2 separate regions of the Homo sapiens genome follow, and region 2 is linked to region 1. The links are chromatin loops, found by intact Hi-C in ENCODE. Cell type or tissue: PC-9. All regions are shown on one strand. Each heading gives the region's core, and the rest is flanking DNA. Links, peaks and the distances in the headings are about the cores only.

Region 1 (12,258 bases), core at 1-8,000:
TCTCCCACCACTGACATGCACTCATTTTTTGTAAGATTAAAATGTGCTGACATAAGTAGATTAAATACATGGAAGGAGTTATGTGAAAGCGATGTCATTCAATTCTTTCAGTATAATCTTAATTACATGATAAGAGTCTCAGTGAACTACCATCAAAAATTATGTTTTCATGATCTCTCAGAGAGCAATTTGATTAACTTCCACCTCAATTCTGATGAAAACACACTTAGAAACCAACTAATAGGTCGTTTGTTAATCAGTCATTGAGAGTCATTCACTTGTTAAACTCTGACACCAGTATTTCTAATTGCCCATGTGTTTCAAACCCCCCCACCTTTTTTTTTTTTTTTTTTCTGAGACGGAGTTTTGCTCTTGTTGCCCAGGCTGGAGTGCAATGGCACGATCTCAGCTCACAGCAACCTCTGCCTCCCGGATTCAAGCAATTCTCCTGCCTCAGCCTCCCGAGTAGCTGAGATTACAGGCATGTGCCTCCATGCCCGACTAATTTTGTATTTTTAGTAGAGATGGGGTTTCTCCATGTTGGTCAGGTTGGTCTCAAACTCCCAACCTCAGGTCATTTGCCCACCTCGGCCTCCCAAAGTGCCGGGATTACAGGTGTGAGCCACCGCGCCTGGACTTCAAACCCTTTTAAAAAAAAAAAAAAATTGAAATACAACACAGTAAAACGGGAGACTTCTTACTTCTTTTGGCAGTTAGAAGAATAATTGTAAAAAGAGACATCTGGAGAATAAGGCTCTGCAAGCTTTCTCAGGCCAACTTAAAAAGTTAAAAGAACAGCCAGCACAGTGGCTCACGCCTGTAATCCCAGCACTCTGGGAGGCCCAGGTAGGCAGACTGCTTGAGCTCAGGAGTTTGAGACCAGCCTAAGCAACATGGTGAAATCATGTCTCTACAAAAAATTACAAAAATTAGCCAGGCATGGTGGTGGCGTGCGCCTGTAGTCCCAGCTATTTAAGAAGCTAAGGTGGGAGGATTTCTTGAGCCTGGGAGGTAGAGGCTGCAATAAGCCTTGATTGTGCCACTACACTCCAGCCTGGTGACAGAGGAAGACTCTGTCCCCAAAAAAGAGAAGAAAGAAGAAGAATTTAAGAGAACAAAGGTTTGTGAATCTGCAAACCTGGAAACTGATCTCATTAAATCATCTGTGCTCAAGCCTCTAGATCCAACCACCACCAATTTATACAAAATACAGAAGACTTTTTTTTTTTTTTTTTTTTTGAGACAGAGTCTTCGCTCTGTTGCCCAGGATGGAGTGCAGCAGACAGATCATAGTTTGCTGTAGCCTCAACCTCCTGGTCTCAAGTGATTGCCATGTCTCAGCCTTCCGGGTAGCTGGGACCGCAGGTACCTGTCATCCTGTGCCCAGATAAATTTTTTTTTAACCACATCATGCCCAGCTAATTTTTTTTTTTAATTTTTTGTCAATCTGGGGTCTTGCCATGTTGCCCAGGCTGGCCTCAAACTCCTGGGCTTAAGTGATCCTCTCACCTCAGCCTCCCAATGTGCTGGCATTACAGGCAAGAGCTGCTGCACCAGGCCTAAAAACTTTTTTATTACAAAGTTAATACATGTTCTCCATAGGTGATACAAAATTAAGGATAGTTAAGTCCATGATGGCTCAGGACTGTAATCTAACACTTTTGGAGGCTGAGGTGGGAGGATCACTTGAGCCCAAGAGCTCGAGACCACCCTAGGCAACGTGGTGAGACCCCCATCTCTACAAAAAATTTAAAAAATGTTTTAAATACAGTTTTTACATCTTTGAAGTTTATGCATTACATCCAATCCAAACCAAGAAAACACTAATTTAACAAATGTTCTCAATAATAATAATTCACTATTAATTTTTAAAATTCATTAAATGGTATTTTTAGGAGACCCTTTAAAATGCTATTGATTTTATCATATTCACCAAATGAAGACCTCACAGATATTATTTCACATCTTGTGCCTAACAGCAGTACGCAGAACAGAGTGGCCCTTCTTGGGGAGACTACACAGTAAACCATCATGACATAATTAATCCTTTCTAGATTACTGCAACTCTACTGATTTGCTGAAACAGAATAAAAACATTGAGAAGGCATAATATACATGCACACTTTTTTAAAAGCATTTCTCAATTGCATGTTAATGTCTATCGACATGTACCACCCCTTCTTCTCAAACTGCCACTGAAAATGCAGTAAAAAAGATTTTTTTTTAATTTTTATTTTTATTTTATTTTATTTTTTGAGATGGAGTTTCACTCTTGCCACCCAGGCTGGAGTGCAGTGGCATGATCTCAGCTCACTCCAACCTCTGCCTCCCAGGTTCAAGTGATTCTCCTGCCTCAGCCTCCCGAGTAGCTGAGATTACAGGCGCCTGCCACCATGCCCAGCTAATTTTTTGTATTTTTAGTAGAGACGGGGTTTCGCCATGTTGGGCTGGCTGGTCTGGAACTCCTGACCTCAGGTGATCTGCCTGCCTCAACCTCCCAAAGTGCTGGGATTACAGGTGTGGGCCACCGCACCTGGCCTAGAATGAATTTTTTTTTTTTAAAGGAACCTTTTTTTATTAGGCTTAGAGAGTAAGAAAACAAATAAGAAATTCTCTTATATATATGACAGGTGGTAACTCACAATTCCTCTATATTAACAAATCACCCTAACTTTATTTAACCAATTTCAGAGTCAACTTCCATCTTAAATGGATTTCTAGAAACAGTTCCAGCCTAAAGAGACGGGAAGCTAAAATAAAACCAACAAAGGCTGAGCATGGTGGCTCACACCTATAATCCCAGCACTTTGGGAGGTCGAGGCAGGTGGATAACCTGAGGTCAGGAGTTCAAGACCAGCCTGGCCAACTTGGTAAACCCCATCTTTATTAAAAATAAAAATAAAATAAAATAAAATAATTAGCAGGGGGTGGTGGCAGGCGCCTGTAATCCTAGCTACTCGGGAGGCTAAGGCACGACAATCGCTTGAACCCAGGAGGTGGAGGTTGCAGTGAGCTGAGATCATGCCACTGCACTTCAGTCTGGGTGACAGAGCGACACTCCATCTCAAAAAATAACAAAACGGGCCGGGCGCGGTGGCTCATGCCTGTAATCCCAGCACTTTGGGAGGCCGAGGCGGGTGGATCACGAGGTCAGGAGATCGAGACTATCCTGGCTAATGTGGTGAAACCCTGTCTCTACTAAAAACACACACACAAAAAATTAGTCGGGCATGGTGATGGGCGCCTGTAGTCCCAGCTACTCAGGAGGCTGAGGCAGGAGAATGGTGTGAACCCGGGAGGTGGAGCTTGCAGTAAGCCGAGATCGCACCACTGCACTCTAGCCTGGGTGGCAGAGCGAGACTCCGTCTAAAATAATAATAATAATAATAATAATATAAAAATAAAATAAAATCAACAAAAACTAGGAACTTTCCTAAAGTACTCCCACCACAGGGTTTAAAGAGAAACGATATGCTGTGACCCAGAAAAACATCTTAACGCCACAGATGGGGTAAGAGAAGGGCTTTAGGACGTCACCCTTTCAAGGAAATACAGAGTGTGTTTATTCACTCGACAAATGAATGATGAACATCTACCATATGCCAGACACCTACCTAAGTGTTTGAGATATGTCAGTGAGCAATGGGGACTAGGATTCTTGTTCTTGTGGAGCATATGCTTTATAATTAAACACAATAAATAAGTAAAGTATTAATATATTAGAGCATTAGTGCTATAAGGTCAGAGGTTCCGGTATTAAATAGGGTGGTAAGGGTGGGCCTCATTAAGAGTGTAAGAATTGAGACTTTAAAGAGATGAGGAACTTAATCAGACATATGACAGAAACATTCCAAGAAAGGGCATACCCAAAGGCAAGAATGTGCCTGCACTGGATGAAGAACGGTACTGGATCAAGAATGAACAAGGAAGACAGGAATGATAGGTGAGATCAGAGATGTAACAGAGGCAGGCCGGTAGCGGTGGCTCATGCCTGTAACCTCAGCACTTTGGGAGGCCAGGGCGGGAAGATCACCTGAGTTAGGGAGTTCAAGACCAGCCTGACCAACATGGAGAAACCCCATCTCTACTAAAAATACAAAATTAGCTGGGCGTGGTAGCACATGCCTGTAATCCCAGCAACTCGAGAGGCTGAGGCAGAAGAATCACTTGAATGCGGGAGGCGGAGGTTGCAGTGAGCCAAGACTGCGCCACTGCACTTCAGCCTAGGCAACAAGAGGGAAATTCGGTCTTAAAAAAAAAAAAAAAAAAAAACAGAGGCAAGTCACAGAGTCTCATTGAAACAAAGTAAGAACTTTCATTTCTACTCCGGGTGAAATAAGAAACCTCTACATAGTCTAGAAGAGAGGAATGACAAACCGGTTTAGGATTGTAAAAGATCCCTCCAGCTGTTACGTTACTAACAGGATACAAGGAAACAAGAGTAAAATGCAGGAAGACTTATTAGGATGTTATTACAATAACTCACAGAAAATGTTGGTTCAATGGAATTACTGAGATGTGGCCAGACACTACATATATCTTAAAAATAGCAAGGAGATAAAAGAGTAGTCAAGGTTTTTAAGCCTAAGCAACAGCAAGAATGAATTACCAACAATGAGAAAGAAAAGGCTTTAGTGAAGATCTTACAGGGAAAATGATGAGATTGGTTTGGGACATGTTGAGTTTCAGTTGTCCATTAGAAATCTAAATGAAAAGGTTCAGAGGACAGTTGGATATACAAGTGAGGAAACAAAAGAGAGGTTTATCTCACATAAACAATATACAGGCCTGGCACAGTGGCTCATGCCTGTAATCCCAACACTTTGGAAGGTTGAGGTGGGAGGATCACTTGAGCTCAGGAGTTCTAGACCAGCCTGGGCAACATGGCAAAACCCCATCACTATAAAAAATACAAAAATTAACCAGGCATGATGGCATGCCCCTATAGTCCTAGCTATTCAGGATGCTGAGGCAGGAGGATCGCTTGAGCCCAGGAGGTGGAGGTTGCAATGAGCCATGATCACACCACTGCACTTCAGCCTAGGCGACAGACCGAGACCGTGTCTCCATATATATATCACAAAGATGATCCAATATATGTATAGTAGGAATCCCAAAGAAGAAAACCAAGGCAGTAAGACAAAAAAAACAAAAAGCAAATAAAAAAAAAACAGCACTAAGAAAACCTTCATGATATTGAGAAAAACAGAGACAAAAAAAGAAGAGGGGAAGGAAGCTTGAAACTATTAATACATATTGAAAAGACTCACTGAATGCCCAAGGAAAAATGTGTCAGACCAACCAACACCAATAAGATTACAAAGGCCAGGCGCAGTGGCTCACGCCAGTAATCCCAGCACTTTGGGAGGCCAAAGCAGGTGGATCACCTGAGGTCAGGAATTCGAGATCAGCCTAGACAACATGGCAAAACCCTATCTCTACTAAAAATACAAAAATTAGCTGGGCGTGGTAGTACATGCCTGTAGTTCCAGCTACTAGGGAGGCTGAGGCAGGAGAATCCCTTGAACCCGGAAGACAGAGGTTGCAGTGAGCCGAGATCCTGTCACTGCACTCTAGCCTGGGCAACAAAGTGAGACTCTTTCTCAAAAAAAAAAAAAAAAAAAATCCTATGGATATCTAAACAATTACAAAAAAAAAAAAAAAGCTACATTGCTCAAAGAAAAACAGGTCGACATCATCATACTGTAACAGCTATGCTCTGTGCCAGAAGACAGTGGAATGACATATTTCAGATACTGTGGAACAGAATTTTATCATCACCAAGCCAGCTTTTAACTATTAAAGCTGCAGACAAACTTCTCAAACATAGGGGAACACAAGGAATACTGTTCCCATAAGCTCTTCCTGAGGAATTTATTAGAGAAAATGAATTCCAGATGACCCAAATAACTGGAAAGTCCATATCAACATAAAAATGGTAGTGGGCATTAAATATATATTTATCTGTAAAAACCTGAATGAGGGTTCTAAGTGACACTTTATACTACATAATGACTATATGTTCCAACATTGTAGCTAGAGCACAACTATCCATAAACTGAAGTATGAAGAGATAAAAACTGGAAAAAAAACTGGCTGATTACCTGATATCAACTGAAAGAAAAAGATATTACTTTAAATCAAATGCTTGGGAAGAAAAAGAAGTTACTAGGTAATTTCAATAGTATTCAAAGTAAGAAACCAACAGAAAATAACCAAAAAATTGGGGGGGCACTAAGTCTATTACATAAGGATTTTAATATAAAGGCAACATCTAAAACAAAATACAAACTTCATAAATTTTTTTAAATACCCACAACAATTAGTCAGGCATGCTGACACATGCCTGTGGTCCCAGCTACACAGAAGGACCGCTTAAACCCAGGAGGTTGAGGCTGCAGTGAACCATGTCAGCACAACTGCATTCCAGCCTGGGTGACAGTGAGACCCTGCGTTTAAGGGAAAAAAAAAAAAAAAAAAAAAGTAGTATTAAATAAAAGACAAATAAAGATACATTATCATGAACATCCATCCTACACCTAACTGAAAAAAAAAAACTTGAACAAAATAAACCCCAAAAAAACAAAAGGGAGAGATTAATAAAGAATAGGATTGGATCCTGGAACAGAAAAAAACACAAGAGTGGAAATTTGACAATATCTGCTACTTAGTTAACAGTATTATACCAGTGTTAGCCTTAGTTTTGATCACTATAACATGGCTATGCAAGTTATTAAATTGGGGGAATCGGGGTGGAGTACACAGGAAAACTCTACTATTTTTGCAACATTCCCAAAAGTCTAAAATTATTTCAAAATAGTTTTTTTTTAAACTTTGAGAAAAAAAATGTTTTTTACCACAGGAGAATACTAGTAAACCAACTTGTTATTTTAAATACTAGTAAATAGAGTCTAACATATATCACATCTTTCCTATGTAAACTGTACCCACACCAGGTGACCAAATACTTGATTAGAAAAAGCTTTTCTTGGCTGGGCACAGTGGCTCACGCCTGTAATCCCAGCTCCCTGGGAGGACAAGGCAGGTGGATCACCTGAGGTCAGGAATTCGAGACCAGCCTGGCCAACATGGTGAAACCCCGTCTACACTAAAAGCACAAAACTGAGCCAGGCGTGGTGGTGCGCACCAGTAGTCCCAGCTACTCGGGAGGCTGAGGCAGGAGAATCACTTGAACCCAGGAGGTGGAGGTTGCGGTGAGCCGAGATCCCACCATTGCACTCCAGCCTGGGCAACAGAGCAAGACTCTCTCCAAAGGAAAAAAAAAAAAGAAGAAGAAGAAAGAAAGAAAAAGTTTTTCTTTATAGTATCTGCTAATATTAACAACTCAAAGAAAAACAGACGTCATGTGTCTTCTGATAAACCACACTCCCTGGGAAGTAGTCTCACTGTAGTAGCCAGCACCAAGATGACATCCCCAGTGACACCCATCTCTAGGTATTCATGAACTTAAGCAGTCCCCTCCCATACTGTATCAAAGTTGGTCTATGTGACCAAAAGAAAAGTGACAAGCTGTCACTTCTGAGGTCACAAAGGCATTTCAAATTCCCTCCTCCTTTTCTCCTTCTCTCTGATCACTAGCTCTGGCAGTAGCTTTAGGACACTCAGGCAGAAACTGAGACCTCCCACCAATGGTCACTGAGTAAGCCACCTCGGAAGCAAATCCTCCAGCCTTTGTTAAACCTTCAGATGACTGCAACCCATTAAGAGTACTAAAACCACAACTCCCCAGCTAGGCTACTCCCAGAGTCCTAACCTTCAGAAACTGTGGAAGATAATAAATACTAAGGAGTTTGGGAGGTTTATTTTGCTTTGTTTTGAAACAGAGTCTTGCTGTCACCCAGACTGGAGTACAGTGGTGTGTTCTCAGCCAACTGCAACCTCCACGTCCCAGCTCAAGACATCCTCCCTCCTGCCTCAGCCTCCCAAGTAGCTGGGACAACAGGTATGTGCCACCATGCCCGGATAATTTTTGTATTGTTTGTATAGATGGGGTTTCGCCATGTTGCCCAGGCTGGTCTCAAACTCCGGGGCTCAAATGATCCACCCGCCTGGGCTTCCCAAAGCGCTGGGACTATAGGCATGAGCCACCATGCCTGGCCAATTTTTAGAGAGAGGGTCTTGCCTAGGAATTGCCTATTCACAGGTGCAATCACAGCTCACTGCAGCCTCAAACTTCCAGGCTTAAGCAGTCCTCCCACCTCAGTTTCCTGAGGTGCTGGGACCAATAAATGCTGGTTTAAGATGTCAAGTTTGGAGATAATTTGTTACACAGCAACAGATAATGAATATGCTTGTAAAAAATAACTGAACCAGAAACTGATCAAGACTTGAAAGCTAACTACCATTTTAAAAATAGAGAGAGAGAGGACAGAGGACACACTGAAAAACCACCACAAAGACATACTTTGCAAAATCCAGACAATAAGAAACTCTACAGGAAGCCGGGCACGGTTACTTGTGCCTGTAATCCCAGCACTTTAGGAGGCCAAGACAGGACAATCACTTGAGGCCAGGAGTTCCAGACCAGCCTGAGTAACATAGCAAGAGCCCCTTTTCCACCAAAAAAAAAAAAAAATTTTAATGTAGCTGGCATGGTGGTGTGCACCTTTAATCCCAGCTACTTGGGAGGCTGAGGTGGGAGGATCGCTTGAGCCAACGAGTTTGAGACTACAATAAGCTATGATCACAGCATTGCACTCCAGCCTGGGTGACAGAATAAGTCTCTGTCCCTCCAACAACAACAACAACAAAAAAAAAAAAAAAAAAAAACTCTACAGGGCAAAAAATAATTTGATAAATTGGAAGGAAAAAAGAGATGAAGAGAAAACCTATATTAACAGAAACTTAGGTCGCATAAAAACCAAATTGCAATGTCTGCATCTTGTTTGAATCTGATTCCAACAAATTAAAAAATGAGGAGAACTAGAAAACTGAAGTGACTGTGTATTTGATGCTACTAAGAAATTAATGCAGGTTTTCTAGATGTAATAATGTAGAGTTTGCTTTTTATGAAAGACAGTTGTATCTTTTATAGATACTTAAGGAAATTATATAATGTCTAGTATTTGCTTCAAAACGGTATGAAGGAGTATTGCCTGGAATCCCAGTACTTTGGGAGGCCTTGCAAGGCAGGAGGGTAACTTGAGGGCAGGAGGGTAACTTGAGGCCAGGAGTTCGAGACCAGCCTGAGCAACAACATAGAAAGGCCCCATCTCTACAAAAAAATTTAAAAATTAAACGGGCACAGTGACACACACCTGTGGTCCCAACTACTCAGGAGACTGAGGTGGGAGGATCCTTTGAGCCTGAGGAGAGAGAGGGGAAGGGAGGAGAAAGGAGGGGAGGGGAGAGGGGAGGGGAGGGGGGAGGGGAGGGGAGGGGAGGGGAGGGGAGGGGAGGGGAGGGGAGGGGAGGGGAGGGGAGGGGGGAGGGGAGAGTGGGGAAAGGAGGGGGAGGGGGGACAGAGAGAACATTAGTGATGTAAAGGGGATTAATGCTTGTTTCCACCCTTTAGAAGTTAATCATGAATGCTACAAGTCACAAAAAGTGACCTCGGCAATGACTCACAAAGTACAACTGATTGAAAACGTGGCAAGAGTGACATTGAAGGAATTTAGGGACAGGGAGTTCCTCTTTTTTTTCACCCAAAGATTTTTCTTCTAAAACTGAGTACTTTCTCCATCTACTTGATACAATAGAAGCAAATACATGTAGAAAGCATGATCTACTTTTCTCTGGGGTAGTAGCTCCTGCACTCTCATATGGAGATTTAAAAAAATTAAGATACAATAGTTCATGTTCAAACAGTTTGCAGTTCCATTTGTAACAAACATTAATATGATTTTAAAGGTAAAGTAAATAATCTCACTAACTGAAAATATCTCCCAGGAATTCATTTACATCCTTCCCTAGATTACCCCAGCCCCAAACAATCATTTCTTCCTCTGAACTCCAAAAGCAATTATTTGTACAATTTATTTGGCAATTAATCCTTCACTGCCTTGTTAAACCTCTTGCATTATTCTCTGAAATGTTATTTAAATCTTCTCTAGTTATCTTTCATGTTTAGTTCTCATCTCCCCAAACAGACTATAAATTCCTTGAGAAGAAGAGATAAGACCTTATATTGTTTTGTATACACACAGACCCACAGAGTAGCTAGCACAGAGTAAATACAAAGATATTTGAATTTTTTTTTTTTTTTTGAGACAAGAGTTTCACTCTTGTTGCCCAGGCTGCAGTACAATCCTGCGGTCTCAGCTCACTGCAAACTCCACCTCCTAGGTTCAACCGATTCTCCTTCCTCAGCCTCTCAAGTAGCCGGATTACAGGCACCCACCACCATGCCCAGCTAATTTTTGTATTTTTAGTAGAGGGGGGTTTCACTATGTTAGCCAGGCTGGTCTCGAACTCCTGACCTCAGATGATCCACCCTCATCGGCCTCCCAAAGTGCTGGGATTACAAGTGTAAGCCACCGCGCCCCAGCCAAGATATTTGATTTTAAGGAAAAATAGGAAAAATCCATTTCAAAGAAAATGTTTAAAGCCATGCCAACTAAGTATCTCCAAGCCAAAGTTGACTATCTTCAAGCCAAAGTTGACATACAGGCCAATGTACTATTTTATTTCCTTGACTCCTAAGGCAATGTAGGGTGGTAAAAAGGGCATGGCCTCCGAAATCTGAGAGACCTCAATCTGGATCCTCTACTGGAGAGCTTATGTAATTAACCCATGAGCTTCAATTTCCTCCTCTCTCAAATGAAGATAGTAATATCCAACTCTAGAAGGTTTCATGATTGTTAAATGAGAGTTTATGTAAAACTAGTATCCCTTAAATATTTTGGGGTTTGTTCATATTTTTACATCTTTAAAATCAGAATATGTCATGTTATTGGCAGTATCCAATTATTTATTTGAAAGTTTTACATTTTCTTTCCCAGTAGTACATAAAATAGGCCGGGTGCGGTGGCTCACACCTGTAATCCCAACACTTTGGGGGGCCAAGGCAGGCGGATCACTTGAGGCCAGGAGTTTGAGACCTAGTAATACGTAAAATAATGTTGTGTTCTATAATTGATGGTATCTTAAACTTGATGAAATTTGGTAATAGCTAGCAGCATCCTCAACAACGCTGGCTTCATCTCCTCCTTCCTCCCTCACACCCATTCATAAACTATCATATGAACAGAAAACAAGCTATAAAATGGAAAAACCACCAAATCCATTCAAAGAGCTTAGCACTTTGCCATTCAGTGTGTGCTCAATAAATAAAAACCTGCTACTGCTACTCTAAATTTATTCAGCAAATATTTGAGTACCTACTATGTGTCTGCCACCATTCTGAGCACTAAGGATATAGCAGTAAACAAAACAGATACCTCCCAGTCCTCAAATAGTTTATGTTCTATTAGCATAACTTTTATTTTATTTTTTCCTGGAGACAGGGTATCGTTGTCACCCAGGCTACATATAGTACGATGGTATGACCAGAGCTCACTGCAGCCTCAAACTCTTGGGATCAAGCTACCTCCTACCACCTTATCAAGTAGCTTATCAAGCCACCTTATCAAGTAGCTGGGACTACAGGAACATGCCACCATGCCTGGCAGCACATACAAATTCTATGGCACAAGAAATGAAAAGCTAAAATTCACAACTAAGTCAACAGATTGTCCCAAAGGCTGAAAAAGCTAAGCAACCCAAGAAAGATACTAAAACACAACTCAGGCAAACCACTAAGGAAAACCTTACCCAAAGGCAAAGTGAAGTCTTGAAATCAATTCATCCAAGTTTTTGTTCTAAATAAAAGGTTTGAGAAAAAGTAAAACAGCCAGAACAGATGCTGAAACTTAACAGGGAAAAGTGAGAATATAACATCTTCTCCAGTTTCTGAAAACTAAACATCTTTTAGATTCATCTGAAAGAGAAGAATAGTGGCTGGGCACAGTGGCTTACGCCTGAAATCCCAACACTTTGGGAGGCCAAGGTGGGAGGATCATGAGGTCAGGAGTTCGAGACCAGCCTGGCCAACATGGGGAAACCCTGTCTCTACTAAAATTACAAAAATTAGACTGGCATGGTGGCACACGCCTGTAATCTTGTAATCCCAGCTACTCAGGAGGCTGAGGCAGGAGAATTACTTGAACCCGGGAGGCAGAGGTTGCAGTGAGCTGAGGTCACACCACTGCACTCTAGCCTGGGTGACAGGTGTCTCAAGAAAAAAAAAAAAGAATAGTA
Region 2 (16,516 bases), core at 3,228-11,227, 65 kb before region 1:
GCACTTTGGGAGGCCAAGATGGGCGAATCACCTGAGGTCGGGAGTTCGAGACCAGCCTGACCAACATGGAGAAACTCCATCTCTACTAAAAATACAAAATTAGCCAAACGTGGTGGTGCATGTCTGTAATTCCAGCTACTCAGGAGGCTGAGACAGGAGAATTGCTTGAACCTGGGAGATGGAGGTTGCAGTAAGCCAAGATTGGGCCATTGGCACTCCAGCCTAGGCAGCAAGAGTGAATTCTGTCTATAAAAAAAAAAAAAAAAAAAAAACTAAGGGAAAATAATAACTTAAAATCATGAAAAAGGTGTTTACCCGAACATAAAGGTATAATTGTTTAAGATATAAAATATTTCTATCTTATTTTTTGTTTTGTTTTGCTTTTGAGACAAGAGTCTCACTCTGTCACCCAGGCTGGAGTGCAGTGGCATGATCTCAGTTCACTGCAACCTCCGCCTCCCGGGTTCAAATGATTCTCGTCTCAGCCTCCCGAGTAGCTGAGATTATAGGTGTGTGCCACCACGCCTGGCTAATTTTTGTATTTTCAATAGAGACAGGGTTTCACCATGATGGCCAGGCTGGTCTCGAACTCCTGACCTCAACTGATCTGCCCACGTCAGCCTCCCAAAGCGCTGCAATCACAGGCATGAGCCACCATGTCCAGTCTCTATCTTGGGTTTTTTAGGAACAGGTTGGACAGATTTGTAGTTCTTAATTAGACATGGACAAAACTTAGGTACATTTACTGTACAACTGTATAAGATACCACAATGTCTAAGAGTAAATGACAAATTGTTTTATAACAAAAAGCAAAGTAGAGCAAACATCTCCTGAATTTCATTAAACTAAAGAAAATGTTCAACATGAGAAATAAAAAAGCATTTCTGGTCCCCAAAATAATAATTTCAATATATACAATAATTCCTGAGCACAAATGACTATGACTAACCCTTCAGGTACAGTTTTCTATTTGGTATTAATCTTAGCTATAAACAAAAAATCAAAAATGGCATTTGTTTTAGTTGCCACGCCTGTTATCTCCTTCTCACTGGGAGGATATGCTATTTTGGTAGATTAAGATATAAAAGGTAAATGCCTAGCACAGACACAATAGATCTAGATCACTTTCAGTCAACAGTCAAGAATGAAGATGAGAGAGGGGAATAAGGCAGGTACCAAGACCATGAAGTTCTTAACCGGTAAGAAACATGGAACAGTAACTACCTGAGACTAGCTTACATTTTTACATCTTAAATTACAACCCATCTAGTTTGGAGAATATATGTAGTTGATAAAAGCCATCTTCAAAGGGCAAATAATATAGCACAACAGTCTCACACTAAGTTTGATTGTAAGAACAGTCTAGGCCAGGCGCGGTGGCTCACGCCTGTAATCCCAGCACTTTGGGAGGCCGAGGCGGGTGGATCACCTGAGGTCAGGAGTTCAAGACCAGCCTGGCCAACATGGTGAAACCCTATCTCTACTAAAAATACAAAAATTAGCTGGGCATGGTGGCATGCACATGTAGTCCCAGCTACTCAGGAAGCTGAGGCAGGAGAAAAGCTTAAACCCGAGAGGCAGAAGTTGCCAGTGAGCCAAGACCGCGCCACTGCACTCCAGCCTGGATGACAGAGTGAGACTCCGTCTAAAAAAGAAAAAAAAGAACAGTCTATTAACATAGAGTCCCTTCTTAATTCTGACTCCCTACAATTAGATATTATCACTTATAGTTGAATAGAAAAGAAATTAGGACCTATACTTGCTACCAAGTAATCTGTCCTCCTGAAGTTACATCATACATCCAATTGTGAGATGCATCCATATTTTGAAGTTTCCACTGCACCTCTAATGCACTTCCAAGAAGATACACAATCCAGTCTCAGAAGCCTTTTCAAGCCCCTGGCACCAAAGTACAGAAAAGAACTGGAAGGAAGAACTTCTCATTTTATCAGAATTCAAAGGCTAAAACCAAGTCAATCTTTCAATATAAACTCTATCATCCAGATCCATGAGCCATTTTTACAATTATTTTCCTTATCTAAAATGTTTCCACTAAAAAAAGTTGTATGCTACACTACTTAAATGTATTAAATATGGCAATGCACACTTTAAGACTGCATTTTTAAAAGGCTGGGCGGGGTGGCTCACGCCTGTAATCCTAGCACTTTGGGAGGCCGAGGTGGGCGGATCACCTGAGGTCAGGAGTTCGAGACCAGCCTGACCAACATGGTGAAACCCCATCTCTACTAAAAGTACAAAATTAGCCGGGCGTGGTGACACATGCCTGTAATCCCAGCTACTTGGGGGACTGAGGCAGGAGGATTGCTTGAACCCAGGAGGTGGAGGTTGCAGTGAGCCGGGATTGTGCCATTGTACTCCAGCCTGGGCAACAAGAATGAAACTCCGTCCAAAAAAAAAAACCTGCATTTAAGCAATATATTCCATGCAATTACTTTTTTTTGGCGGGGCGGGGGGTGGGGGCGGGGGGCGGGTGGAGTGCAGTGGTGCAATCTCGGCTCACTGCAACCTCCACCTCCCAGATTCAAGCAATTCTCCTGCCTCAGCCTCCTGAGTAGCTGGGACTACAGGCGCCTGCCACCACCCTGGCCTAGTTTTTCTATTTTTAGTAGAGATGGGGTTTCACCATATTGGTCAGGCTGGTCTCAAACACCTGACCTCAAGTGATCCACCCGCCTCAGCCTCCCAAAGAGCTGGAATTACAGGCGTGAGCCACCACGTCTCGTCACAATTACTTTAATGTAGAATAGTAACAATGAGAATACCTTTCAATGCTATCAAAATCTAACGCTATTTCTATATTATATGGAAAAGTCCAAAGTATATCCATGATAAGATTTAAAATGAACAAGTATCTTACAACAACTGGATAGAATGTTTCCTATAAATACTATAGGCCTTTCTATACGTAACATTCAAGCTATGGAACATGTTGAAGCTTAGACATCAACAGAATATATAATAAATTGTTAGAAAATGAACTTTCATGGAATAACTAACTAATTAAAGCTGAAAAGCAGCAAAGAATTATACCTGCTAGCTCAAAAACCATGAAAATTTTGGTATATGGCTTAGCAGCACTAATCAGCTTTCCTTTTGGTTATTTGGGATTAAGACAGGAGGGAAAAAGTTTGATTATACACAGCAAATTAGCTAAATGGACAAGGATACAGGAACTACGCCCTGTCCAAAAGGAAAAGATATCAATCAACACTACCAGTGTTCATTAGGCAAGCAAGAAGTTATTTTGAGGGACCTAAAAAAAGCTATAGTGTGCCAAAATAGCAGATGGGTTATCCAGTAAATCTAAATTGACATAGAAACCAACTAAAATATTTTACTTTTCCTAAATTAATAAGGGAGAAATAAGGAGATAATTTTGTGGTAGTACAATACTAGACATCTCATATATACTGTAATTTATTTACCATGACCCTCCAGAGTATGTATTACTATAATAGTCCCATTTTACAGATAAGGAAATGGCTAACTTTCCACTAGAGCACACACAGATTCTGGATGGCAGAGCTGGAACTACAATATTTTTTCAGACTTCATAACCAACAAAATATGTATCAAATGTTTCTTGGGCATTTTATTCCCCACCACCACCAAAACAAGCCATTTGTACTACTGAATCACACTATAGCCAACCAGTTAGCCAGAAAATTTCTCAGCTTATCAGTAAGAACACTGAGAGGTTATGACAGCCATAGTTTAGGGGCATGCAGTATTAGGGACAGAGGCAAGGAGTTGCTCAAGCTCAGCAGATACTAATGCTCCCCTCAAGTACCTTACCTAACCATTACCCACCGATGTCACTAAACTGCCCTTCGTGGTGGTCTAATATTACCCATAACCCTTACTTCCACTTGAGATGGTCAATGGCTCACACAGCAAAAGGAAAATTTGAGATCGACATATACAAACTATACCTTAAAATGGTCAGTCAAGTATTGTTATTCTTTGGTTTGCTATCATTAAATGGTGGAGCCACTTGACTATCCCAGCAGCAATTTAGTTTATCTGTCAGGCTTGTTTCCCTAACTTATACAAGGTATGATTAAATACACTAATTAGAGAGAGGTTTGGTGTATTTCTTGAGAATCACAGTAACTTATGGAAATTTTTTCAAAGAGCTATGGATCTGAACTGGTTTATTAAAAACTGCTTCAAGCACTATGCAAAAGCAGAGACTGCTCAAGTCAATCAGAAAAAACAAGTTCTTGGGAAGAATGAGACAGTCATACATAAAAGTTCTACCCAAAACTGAAATTCCAAATTCTCAAATTCCTAATCAGACAACTTAGAAAATAACCACTACTAGTTAACACAAGGGCTTAATCTTACAAGGTTTTTTTCTCTACCCTAAAAATATCAAAAAGTTTCTTAATCTTCTTTCTTTCAATCCGTCATTCATACCCTTACTAATAAAATAAGAGGAGCTCCAAGAGAACTGGTACCACGGAGAAAGGACTGAAGACAAATATAACGTGTGTAAAGGACAGGGGAAGGCAGGGAAGAGCTTTTATAACGTGGAACTGTTATAAAAGCTTCCTCCTCAAGTGGATGACTCTTCCAGTTAGTATCTCCTCCTACCTTTGTTTCTTTCAATGCTGGTAAGGAAGTTAAGAGCTGTGAGGAGATAAGTAGGAGGGGAAAGAAAAGAAAATTTTTTTTAATTTTTTTTTTTTTTTAAGACAGAGTCTTGCTCTGTCGCCCAGGCTAGAGTGCAGTAGCGCAATCTCAGTGCAACCTCCGCCTCCCAGGTTCAAGCGATTCTCCTGCCTCAGCCTCCCGAGTAGCTGGGATTACAGGCACCCACCACCACGCCCAGCTAATTTTTATATTTTTAGTAGAGACGGGGTTTCACCATCTTGGAAAGGCTGGTCTTGAACTCCTGACCTCATGATCCACCGGCCTCAGCCTCCCAAAGTGCTGGGATTACAGGCGTGAGCCGCCGCGCCTGGCCTACTTATTTATTTTTCTTTTGCTTCCTCATCCTCTGTCAGAGAGGGAAATTTTTTATATCCTTTTGTTTTGTGGCTGATAATTTGCTATTATGTTTTGTAGGATAAAGTATAACACAATCCTTTTTTTTTTTTTCAATTTAATTCCATTTCAGCTCAAACGTTTTGCATGCCCAGAATCATTTTAGCCCCAGAAAACAGGGATAAATGTCACTACCAATTACTAGAACTCTCAGGCTAGCAGAACAGGAAAACAGAAAAACAATTAAATTTGGTAAGTGTTAAAAAAAAAAAAAAAGAAGGAATCGTTTGAACACAATGAATAGCAAAGCTAGGAGCCTACAGTTTTTAGAAACAAAACATACACATGGTATCTACAAGAAACTACCTTGGTGGAGATGTATACAAGAAAACAGTACAACTTCAGTTCTTGGTAATTTCTTCTCCACTATCTTTGCTTTATAATGCCAGCATATTGAGTGAAGGGCTAGCAAGAAACAATAAAGTAAAACATCCTATTTTTAATATATAAATTGAACAGAAAAGCATCTGAATGTAAATTATTTTATGCGCAAGGTTCCATTCTCTCTTCCTTCTTGCACATTTATGTTCCAGTTTAAACCTGATGAAGTTGAATTTAAACATAAACTCCCCAGAGACTAGAGTGCTAGAACTGGGCATACCAATTAGCCAACTCAGGTGTTAGTTGCAACTGGAAACTTGCTGCCAAGAGACTTCTCAACCTCTACATGAGCAACAGAGTTGAAGTTCACAGATAATACACTGTACAGAGGGAGTTAAGGGAGCCAATTCCATCCATATCCAAATCAAGTTACCCTCTCCTGACAGCATACTAACTAGCCGGGTAACTCTTTTGTTTTAAAGGTTACATTGACTTCTACAATTTAATACACTGAATCTATCTCATATATAAGAACAGACTTAAGTCTGAGCTTCATAAACCTGAATTTGGCTTCAGTTTAAACAACCTGTTACCAGTCATACTTCTTCCTCATCAATCACCACCAGCAACCCCAAAATGATCTTTATACTAAAAGTTTTTAATAAAGGTAACTGAAACATTTCCTTTATTTTTAACCTTAAGTCACTAATTTTTTTTTAATCTTTCCCACATCGCTTTTCCATCTAGAATATTCCTGCCCTTCAAGATTAATTTGTCACCTCTGGTAAAACCATCCCCGACTCTCCCAATTAGACAAAAGTTTTCCCTTCTTTATCCTAAGCATTTTCCATATTTTTACTATAACATTTTACATATTACACTATTTCTGTCTCTGCTTCCTACCTTGTAAGCTCTAAACCATTGTGTAAACTTGTATGTAACTCTATTTTTTACAAATTTTTTTTTTAACTACCACCATTCCTCTTCTCTTTTCAAACTCCAGTTCTCCTTTGCTTTCCCATCAGCTGTACTTTTGACCAACTCCACATCTTCTTAAAATACAGAGAAGGTTCTCCTTTTACAGAGGTAAAAAGAAATAATTTGGCTGGGTGTGGTGGCTCACACTTGTAATCTCAACACTTTGGGAGGCCAAGATGAGAGGACAGCTTGAACCCGGGACTTCAAGACCAGCCTGGGCAAAGTGGCAAAACGCCGTCTCTACAAAAAATACAAAACACTTAGCCAAGCGTGGTGACGCACACCTGTAGTCGCAGCTACTCGGGAGGCTGAGGTGGGGGTATCACCTGAGCCCAGGAGGCAGAGGTTACAGTGAGCTAAGGTTCGCGCCACTGCACTCCAGCCTGGGTGAAGGGAGTGAGACCCTGGTCTGGAGGGGCAGAAGGAGTGGGGCTTTTTTATTTTGTTTTGTTTTGTTTTTGAGATGGAGTCTCGCTCTGTCACCCAGGCTGGAGTGCAGTGGCGCAATCTCGGCTTACTAAAACTTCCGCCTCCCAGATTCAAGCGATTCTCCTGCCTCAGCCTCCCAAGTAGCCGGGATTACAGGCAGCTGCCACCATACCCACCTCATTTCTGTATTATTAGTAGAGTCGGGGTTTCGCCATGTTGGCCAGGCTGGTCTCGAACTCCTGACCTCAGGTGACCAACCTACCCCAGCCTCCCAAAGTCCTGGGATTACAGGCATGAGCCCGGCCGAGGAGGAGATTTTTTAAACCCCAGTATTGTGTACCATTTTTTACCTCTGGGGTTTGTAGTTTAATTTTCCTTTGACAGACATAAGTATCTCTACATCAAAAGTAGTACTTATACCTAAGTTTGTCCCTGTGGCATATAATGAAAATAAAAACAGCAGAGGAAGAAAGAGATAAATAAAAACCAAGGGTTTTAGCCATGCTAAGGTAAGTGAGAAAGAACTGGATAAAGAAGAGTGGTGAGGAGGGACAGTGGGTATGTGCACAGAGCAGAAATGAAATCTGATATAAATTAAATTAATAAGCAATAAAGATGTAAAGGAGAGATGATCACAGCATATGCCCCATTCTCTTCTAATCTATTCTTTCCATCTACCTCACAGAGGAAAAGACAGTATTGAGAAGTAAATGTTAAAGCTTAAGAGATGACAACATTAGCCACCTGGTAACCAAACAGCTGAGAGCAGCAAGGATGGTACATAAAGTGTACCATGGTACACTAAGTAAACAATGAAGAGGGGGAATGGTAACCATGGTCAAATGCAAGACAGATAAATATTCCTAAACCAGAGTGCCTGTAGAGTAAAAAACAAAATAACAAACTTCCCACTATAGTACTAAAGTTAGCCCTGTCCAGCAATATCAAAAATAGAGGCTACAATGAGTTTGTTCACCTGCAACACTGATGTTACAAAAATTAAGACTGTAGAAATAAATGTAAAGCTAATAAAAGACTTTTGGGTTGATTTTTCAAAGAAAAGATATTGAAGGTAGAACAGAGAGATGTCCTTCTTATAAAGCAAAGAGGTTGGAGCAGATCTGTAACTCTAGCAACACGACACGGCAAGTCTGACTCACAAGACTTCCTGAATAGGTCATCATCTGTACTGCTGCTTAGTCTGTGGCTCAGTCCTTTTTTTCCTGACCTCACAGCTTATTACTCTTCAGTAATCATTAAATAACTTTAAATTCAAAAGAATCCTTTTTTAAAAATGTTTCCGGGCCAGTTTCAGTAGCTCACACCTGTAATCCCAACGCTTTGGGAGGCTGGGGCAAGAGGATTGCTTGAGCCCAGCAGTTTGAGACCAGCCTGGGCAACATAGTGAGATTCTGTCTCTGCAAAAAACACAAAAATTAGCTGGGCATGGCAGCATGTGCCTGTGGTCCCAGCTATTTAGGAAGCTCAGGTAAGAGGATCACTTGAGCCCAGGAGGTCAAGTCTGCAGTGAACCATGATCACCGCACTCTGGCCTGGGGGACAGAGCAAGATCCCGTCTCAAAACAGTAACAATAATAATAGTTTCCATATCCCTAGAAGTTATGTGTCTGATAATAGAATTTGTCTTTTCAAATAAATCTCTAAAGCCATTATTCATCTGATGACAACAATACAAATAATGAATAAGAAAATATATATCAAAAAGTTAAAAAATAAAAAAAGCTTTCAACATTATTTGCTTTCTGGAGGGTGGGGTAGCACTGGTAAAAAGGTTAAAAGGTATCAGAACTGAAAACTCAATAAAACCCTTGACCCTCTCCATTCCTCTCCAAAAAATAGCTACCGTCTTATGTGGAGCTAAACATTTATACCATTAGGTCAAGATTGCTTCAGGGAAGAAATGTGCAGTAAGCAAAAATATAAAATACTGCAAAGAGGAGGAGAAGTACATCATTCAATTTAAAATACAACATTAAAAAATAAAAATAAAAAATAAAATACAACATAGCTTGGTTTTTTCTTTGTTGCTATTCAAATGTTAGTTTCATGATCCATAACTTTTTTTTTTTTTTTGAGACGGAGTCTCGCCCTGTCACCCGGGCTGGAGTGCAGTGGTGCAATCTCGGCTCACCACAATCTCTGCCTCCCGAGTTCAAGGAATTCCCCTGCCTCGGCCTCCTGAGTAGCTGGGACTACAGGTGTGCACCACCACAACCAGCTAATTTTTTTGTATTTTAGTAGAGATGGGGTTTCACCATGTTGGCCAGGATGGTCTCAAACTCCTGACCTCGTGACATGATCCATAACTTTAAAGAACTTTTTTTCTGTACTTCACAAAACCTGCCTATCCATGTCTAGTAAATGAAGCTGGGGGCACCTCATTATTATTAGAGAATATCTGAGGCAAGAAAATTTTATTACGAACTTCTGTAAAATCATCCATACACCTAAACTGGTTAAAACCAAAACCTACTTCACCAAGTATCTTAAGAGTGGTCACTGTTCAACATATCGGGTGTCATCCACATAGAAAAAGGAAATAGTATCCCCTATGCTAAGTGCTTGGGGTAGATGAATTGTTGATCAAAACAGGAATTTTTTTGCCTTCAAGGAGCTGATGACTCGGTGTGAGGAATTAACAAACTAGTAAGTAGATCATCAGAAATTGTATTATATGCTACAAAACGTCTTTATTTAAAATTAATGGCCGATTTGTGATTCAGAAACAGAAACAACTGAGTACCAGACATATCCTATAATGTTATACAGCTGTTCAAAGTCCTAAATCTCTATAGTAGATATGTTTCTTACTAATAAAAGAAGTAGATTCAGGTTAACAACTAAATGCCCCTGAAATTGGCCAAACTTCAGATTGGTTAGCTCAGACCTCCTCCGTATTTAAGCAGCACAGAATAGAGGCAGCTGTAGCAGGAACTGGGTGTGCTACAAGATACCAAATACAACAAGGTGAAAGGTTTAAGTCAAATGCTTCTAGAGTTCCAACCAAATTCACTAGATTTCAAGCCTTTTGATCTCAGGATTCCTTTACCTCTTAAAAACTGGAAACCTGTAATAACTTCTGCTATGTGGGTTATGTCAGTATTCACCATATTAGAAATTAAAACTTAAGAAACATTCACCTTTTTTTTTTTTTTTTTTTTGGAGACAGGGTCTCAGCTCTGTCACCCAGGCTGGAGTGCAATGGTGTGATCACGGCTCACTGTAGCCTCGATCTGCTGGTCTGAAGTGATCCTCCCACCTCAGCCTCCCGAGTAGCTGGAACCACACGCATGTGCCACCATGCCCAGCTGATTTTTTTAATTTTTAGTACAGACCAGGTCTTGCTATGTTTCCCAGGCTGGTCTCCAACTCCTAGGCTCAAGCAATTCTCCCACCTCGGCCTCACAAAGTGTTGGAATTACAGGCATGAGCCACCAAGCCGGACTCATTCACTTTTTTGGTTTATTTGTTTTGTTTTGTTTTTTGAGATGGAGTTTTGCTCTTGTCACCCAGGCTGGGCTGGAGTGCAATGCCGCAATCTTGACTCACTGCAACCTCCACCTCCCCAGTTCGAGCGATTCTCCTGCCCCAGCCTCCCAAGTAGTTGGGATTACAGGTGCCCGCCACCATGCCCGGCTAATTTTTGTATTTTTAGTAGAGACAGGGTTTCACCATGTTGGCCAGGCTAGTCTCAAACTCCTGACCTCAGGTGATATACCTGCCTGGCCTCCTAAAGTGCTGGGATTACAGGCATGAGCCACTATACCTGGCCCTCATTCACTTTTTAAAGCCCATCATATATTAACATAAATAACAATTTTTGCAAAAAACAAAACTTCTGAAACAATGAGAATTATAAAATAATTAAAAACATATATTTGCATATAATTACCTGACTTAATAGAAAACAGTTATTTACTTCTGCATTCAATCCGGTGCAATGTTATCTTGATTTAAGGATATAAAGAAAATCTGGCCTCACAAAGACATGTACTTGTAAAAGGAAGGACTATTTTAATAAACTTTTATAAATAATTATGGATATTTCTTGATATTACACTAAAACAACTGGTAATTTCTTAAAGGTGAGTTTTATAGGAGAGAAAAAAATAATTTTTCCTCTACCCTATCTGAGTTCTAAGTTGGGTCAGACCCCTTAACAAAAGACAAATTAACAAGAGAAAATCAGAAATATAATAAATATATCTCATGTATCCATGAGAGATACCCAGAGAAATGAGTAAATCTTTTCATTTCTAAGAGGTGGCTTAGAATTCAGACTTAAATATCATCTTCAGCTGAAACAAATAAAGAAGGGCACAGGGGCTAGGGAGCAATAGTTATGGAGAGGTGACCAAGAAAAGCATGGTAAACAACAGTAAGGCTTGTTATACAGATTTAAGTCTATGCCTTCTCCATTAGTAAGTTTCTAGTGATTGAGTCATCCTTTTCCTGGTAATGAGGAAGACACCCTTACAAGGGAGATTTCCTTTATAGATATAAATTTTCCCTTACAAAAGGGTAACTTCTACTCTGTTTTCAGAACTTCTCCTGTGTCTGCTTCTCAAAATAATCCTTACACCAAACAGGCATATTTTAGGGTGGTATATTCTAGTCTCCTACAGTTGCAAAGTGGAATCTGAAACCATATAAATGAATTTTCATGCTGTCTCATTAAAATGCATTGGATCTAACTTGCACTCTGAACAGATCTTTAACCCATGCATCACTGTATAATCAAACACCGGGTCATTTAGATAATACTGGTTCACTGAGTTAAAGTAGATCTTTCAAATGCTGGTACATTTCATTACACAATTTTTTTAACCCACATTCATTAATGTCACCACCCATCTCATCAGGAAAGTAATAAAAGGCTGTTATGCTCATGGTGGCCGATTCAAGTTTACTTACTTATAATTTCACTTGAAGCTCAAATTTTATCACTGTCAACCAATACAGTCAGATGTTTTCCCTGTAGTGACAGGTTCACCTCACTCAATTTGAAGACAGTCTCCAAATAACCAAGACTCAATAGCCATGGTTTGTCACTCATCCAAGTAAAAATGGTGTTCCATGAAAAAAGTGGGTACTTCAGTTCACAACGCAAACTGCGCAAGTGCTTTTCCCGGAGACAGCCATCATACTTTGGCAGGCAGAAGTCTTTGTGCACATTTTCCATTCTCATCACACAGAACATTAAAACGACAGTACTTAAGGGTACAGTGAAAGGTACTTAAGGAAAAAAGGGAATGAGGGCCAGGTGTAGTGTTGCTGCTTCATCATGGACAATCCTCAGTGGAAAACTGATTTTTTTTTTTCTTTATGAGCTCCTGGCAGTGAAGAATGCAATGTCTACCTAGGAGCGGAGTCTGGCGCCACTGCCTTAATTCATGGTAAGGTGTCAGCAATTTTATGCATCACCGCATTTCCACCATCGGTGCAAACACCAACGGGATGAAAATAGCAAATAACACATTAGCATTATTATGAGAATAGTCTTAACCATGTAGAACCCTTAAAAGGTTCTCAGAGACTACCGGGAGTCCACGCACCACACGTTGAGAGCCACTATATTAGATTAAGGTTGGGGCTGAGAGCCTGAAACTGGGTCTGGCTTCTCCAAGATACCCCACGTTCATGTAATAAATGTTTTAGGGCCAGGAGCAGTGGCTCATGCCTATAATCCCAATACTTTGGGAGGCTACAGTAGAGGGTCACTTGCCAGAAGTTCAAGACCAGCCTGGGCAATGTGGCAGGACACTGTCTCTACAAAATACAAAAAAATTAGTCAGGGGTGGTGGTAAGTAAATAAAGCAAGTAAGCAGATAAGTAAGTAAATAAACAGATGCTTTAGTATCTACTATCTGCAGGCCTATATAAACAAGCCATGTTGTGAGATCAAAAGAACATGGAGACTTCCTGAAAGGATAACAGAGAAATGCTGCTATCAATCAACACCACCTTATCCCATTGCTCCAAATATAATAATGACAGATAAAATACGAATTTTGTATTAACTTCAAAAGACACAGTTACGCTCAAACATGACAAATATATTTGTGGACCATGACAGAGGGGAAATATAAAGCAATAAATTAATAACTCCATGAACCCAACTGAGCTCCAGGACAAGAAACAAGCAAAGGCAGTCAGGAAATGAAATCATGCACAAGATAAGAAAACCAAAAGCAAGGCTCACAGGTAAAACGAAAAAATCTCATAGGTAGAAACCAAACAAAAAACTCATGAAAGGAAGGTGAAAAAAGGTATTATCAATAGCTAAAGTTATTATTTCAAACTGCCACAGGCAGTTGTAGAGGAAATAAAAGGTACTCTAAATAAATAAAAGGTAATATATACATAATAATAATATATATATGTCTCATACACACACACACACAAACAAAACCTAAGTAATGCATATCACCAACATTGCAATAATATCTCAGAATTAGAATCCTAGATCTAGACTGAAAGCATGGTGTAAATGTATGAAGGCAACAAAAACAGAGGTATAGGTGGCAGGGAGACATACAGAAAAGAACACCAAAATAAAGGGAAAAAAATTATTTCCCACTCAGCATATAAACCATAAACTAAAATCCTAAAGTGTATTTAAAAAGTGAACTAATGGGCCAGGCGTGGTGGCTCACGCCTATTATCCCAGCACTTTGGGAGGCCAAGGCGGGCGGATCACGAGGTCAAGAGATCGAGACCATCCTGGCCAACATGGTGAAACACTGTCTCTACTAAAAATACAAAGATTGGCCGGGGGTAGTGGCATGCGCCTGTAGTCCCAGCTACTCAGGAGGCTGAGGGCAGGAGAATCACTTGAACCTTGGAGGTGAAGGTTGCAGTGAGCCGAGATCTCGCCACTGCACTCCAGCCTGAGTGACAGAGCAAGACCCCACCTCAAAAAAAATAAATAAAAATAAAAAATAACTGAACTAAGGAAGATAGTCAAGAAATTCATCAATATCAAAAGATGAATTCAATGCTTAATAAAAATCTTGAAATTGGTTTAAAATAAATGTTTATGATCCTTAATGAGATAAAGAATTGGCCAGGCACAGTGGCTCAAGCCTACATTGCCAGCACTTTGGAAAGCTGAGGTGGGAGGCTCACTTGAGCCCAGGAGTTTGAGACCAGCCTGGGCAACATAGCAAGCTCCCATCTCGATTTTTAAAATAATAATTGAAAGCCATTACGAATGATAAAAAGAAACAGAAGAATAAATGGATGTTAAAAGAACTATAAGCTTTCACGAATTATAAATAATTTGAAAAGATAGTATCATCAATTATCCACAGCCAAACTCTAGACAGACATGGGATACTTGTCTGAAACCAAGAATCAATAGACAAGGTTAATTCCTAAACTGGACACACAAGCACACATCATTAGTGAACAAGAAAACAACGAATCCAACTTAAATGAAGCATAGTGAAGAGGGGAAAAGAACACAGACTTAACAGCTGATTTGAGCTCAGCATGACCTTACCAAATTTACATCTCTGAAGCTCAATTTCATCTTCTCTAAAATGCACATCCATCACCTTTACAAAGTTGTTGAGAGGATTAAAAACCACAGGTAAAACAAAACCTCAGTGATGTCTGGCAAATGGTAGGCTCTCGAAAAATGGCTCCCTCAAGAACTGTACCATTTACAGACAGAATCAAGGTAATTAAGAAAAATGGAATTTGGCCTCTTAACTACAAACAGATCTACAACCTAGTTTACAAAAAAAGATATTTGTGTTTTCTAATTCCTATATTACTGATACAGACAGGAGACAGGGAAATACTGGGTAGAAGAAGGCAGTTCCCTGGCAAAGGCCCCACTCAAGCCTGAAAACCCATGACCCTAAATGAGAACAAACATTCCTGTTTTCATGCCTAAAAGTTGCCTTTTGACCCACCACGCCCCCATATCCTGTACCCATATAAACCCCAAGCCCCCGGCTCCACAAGGAGACAAACAGAAGAGCAGAAGAATGGCAGAATGGCACGGCAGAGAAAGAAGAGAAGGAACATCTGAACACCAAGAGGAGTTCGGCTGAGGACGGTCAGAGAGGAGATGGGCCACTGGATGGCCAAATTCCAGGGGAAGATCATTTTCCCACTCCATCCCCTTTCCAGCTCCTCATCCATCCAACTGACAGCCAACTCCATCACTCAATAAAATCCCCACATTCACCATCCTCAAGTCCGTGTGTGACCTGATTCTTCCTCGATGCTGGACAAGGACCTGAATACCAAGAAGGCCCTGAGCTGTTTAACACTTAAGCCGTCCATGGTCGGCAAAGCAAAAAGAGCATACTGTAACACATGCCTACTTGGGCTTGGGGAGTTGCAGACTCCCACCCCTGGACACTCCCATGAGAACAGAGCCCAGGGGCACTCGCCCCAGATCCTGCACCTGCCTGCACGCATGCTCCTCCTCCCAAAAGGGGTTTGAGAGCACGGAACAGATGAGCCACAGCCCTGTCGCACGTCCTGTGAGGGGGGTCAGGGAACTCTCCCATTTAATTAGCTGAATAAATTAAGCAAATTGTCTAAATCTTGGTGCCTACAGGAGAATTTAAGAGATGTCTCTTGAGAAATACTAAATTCTCAAAGATGCTAAGATCTTCAAATGAAGTTTTGGTAGTGGTCTTGAATTGTTCTTATGGCACTTAAAATGTTTTCTAAAAACCTCTCTGATATCATACACTTCTCTGTCAAAAGAATTTGTAGAAACGGAACTCTTATTAGGAAAGGCATTTGGGTTACAAGTGACTAAGGATTACTTCTTCCTTGAAAAATCATGTTAACGTTCATAACTTATCGCTCTGCAATTTTTTTTAATCTAAAGACACTGGCAATTTAGCCTAAAAAAAACCCTTCACTATTCATCACTCTTAATAAGATGGCTTCCTTTCCAACTGCCAAAAGGAAAATGGAAAGAAACTCAGGCTTCTCATATTTCAAATAAAATTAAGAGAGAGCTATTTAAGTATGGAAACACCAACAGTTTAGATGGTACCTTCACACCACAAACTAGACTTATCAAAAACCTAAGTAAAAATTCTCATACACAAAAATAAATTTCAACTTTCTTCTCAGCGCCTAGGAATCAAAGCCTTAAACTACTGAATCATGTCTGGAAATGAAAAGACAGTAGGATTACAGCTGTGCATGGCCAATTTATCTTCTGAAGTCAAAGCATTTCTCCTGTTACCTTGCAGCAAGTCAATGTGATCTGCATATAAATATATTAAATGGTCACAGTATCTGAAACCTATACCAACCACAAAAGGTGTTATTTTAATTAACAAGTTGGCAACATTATGAGCTTTACAGTTTTATTCTAGAATTCTTTTTGAATTATCACAATTTAAAGAAAATTTTTAAAGGCTAAGAACTCAGACTAACAATTATGCCATTCCAATTCTATTTATGTCACCCTCCAGTAAAATAGCCCTATAAATAGCTTGGCAAAGAGAACAGCAATATAACAATAGTTGGTTTAGAAAAAAGTTAATTTCTACCATTTAGTCTTCTACAACAGGACAAAATTTTATGGTAATGAAATTAAAGAAGGGCCAAATCAAACACTATATAACAAAAGGGCTATCTGGAATGTGTTACATTATTTGTAATAGCACAGAAACTATAAAAGATAAATTCCATGTAAATGAATGAAGTAGCCTGC

Evidence for each region. A loop is a pair of places that touch in the nucleus more often than their neighbours do. Peaks named below come from ENCODE experiments on the same cell type or tissue, not always from the same donor. Only the 100,000 strongest peaks of a DNase experiment are listed, where the experiment ranks them.
Region 2: a loop joins it to region 1, with 2.2 times the contacts of the local background. A loop is called at or near these places in 2 of 110 quality-filtered maps.

Annotation. Positions count from the first base shown.
Region 1 is chr20:47,538,542-47,550,799 of GRCh38, reverse strand. The region is part of intron 1 of NCOA3 (nuclear receptor coactivator 3); the gene reads right to left. Among named protein-coding and RNA genes, the nearest start is that of NCOA3, 43 kb to the right of the region's middle. In PC-9, for the core only: no CTCF peak of the experiment used is centred there; a DNase peak (open chromatin) is centred at 4,389; H3K27ac peaks cover 4,351 bases.
Region 2 is chr20:47,602,105-47,618,620 of GRCh38, reverse strand. The region is part of intron 2 of NCOA3 (nuclear receptor coactivator 3); the gene reads right to left. Among named protein-coding and RNA genes, the nearest start is that of NCOA3, 110 kb to the right of the region's middle. In PC-9, for the core only: no CTCF peak of the experiment used is centred there; a DNase peak (open chromatin) is centred at 7,960; H3K27ac peaks cover 3,954 bases.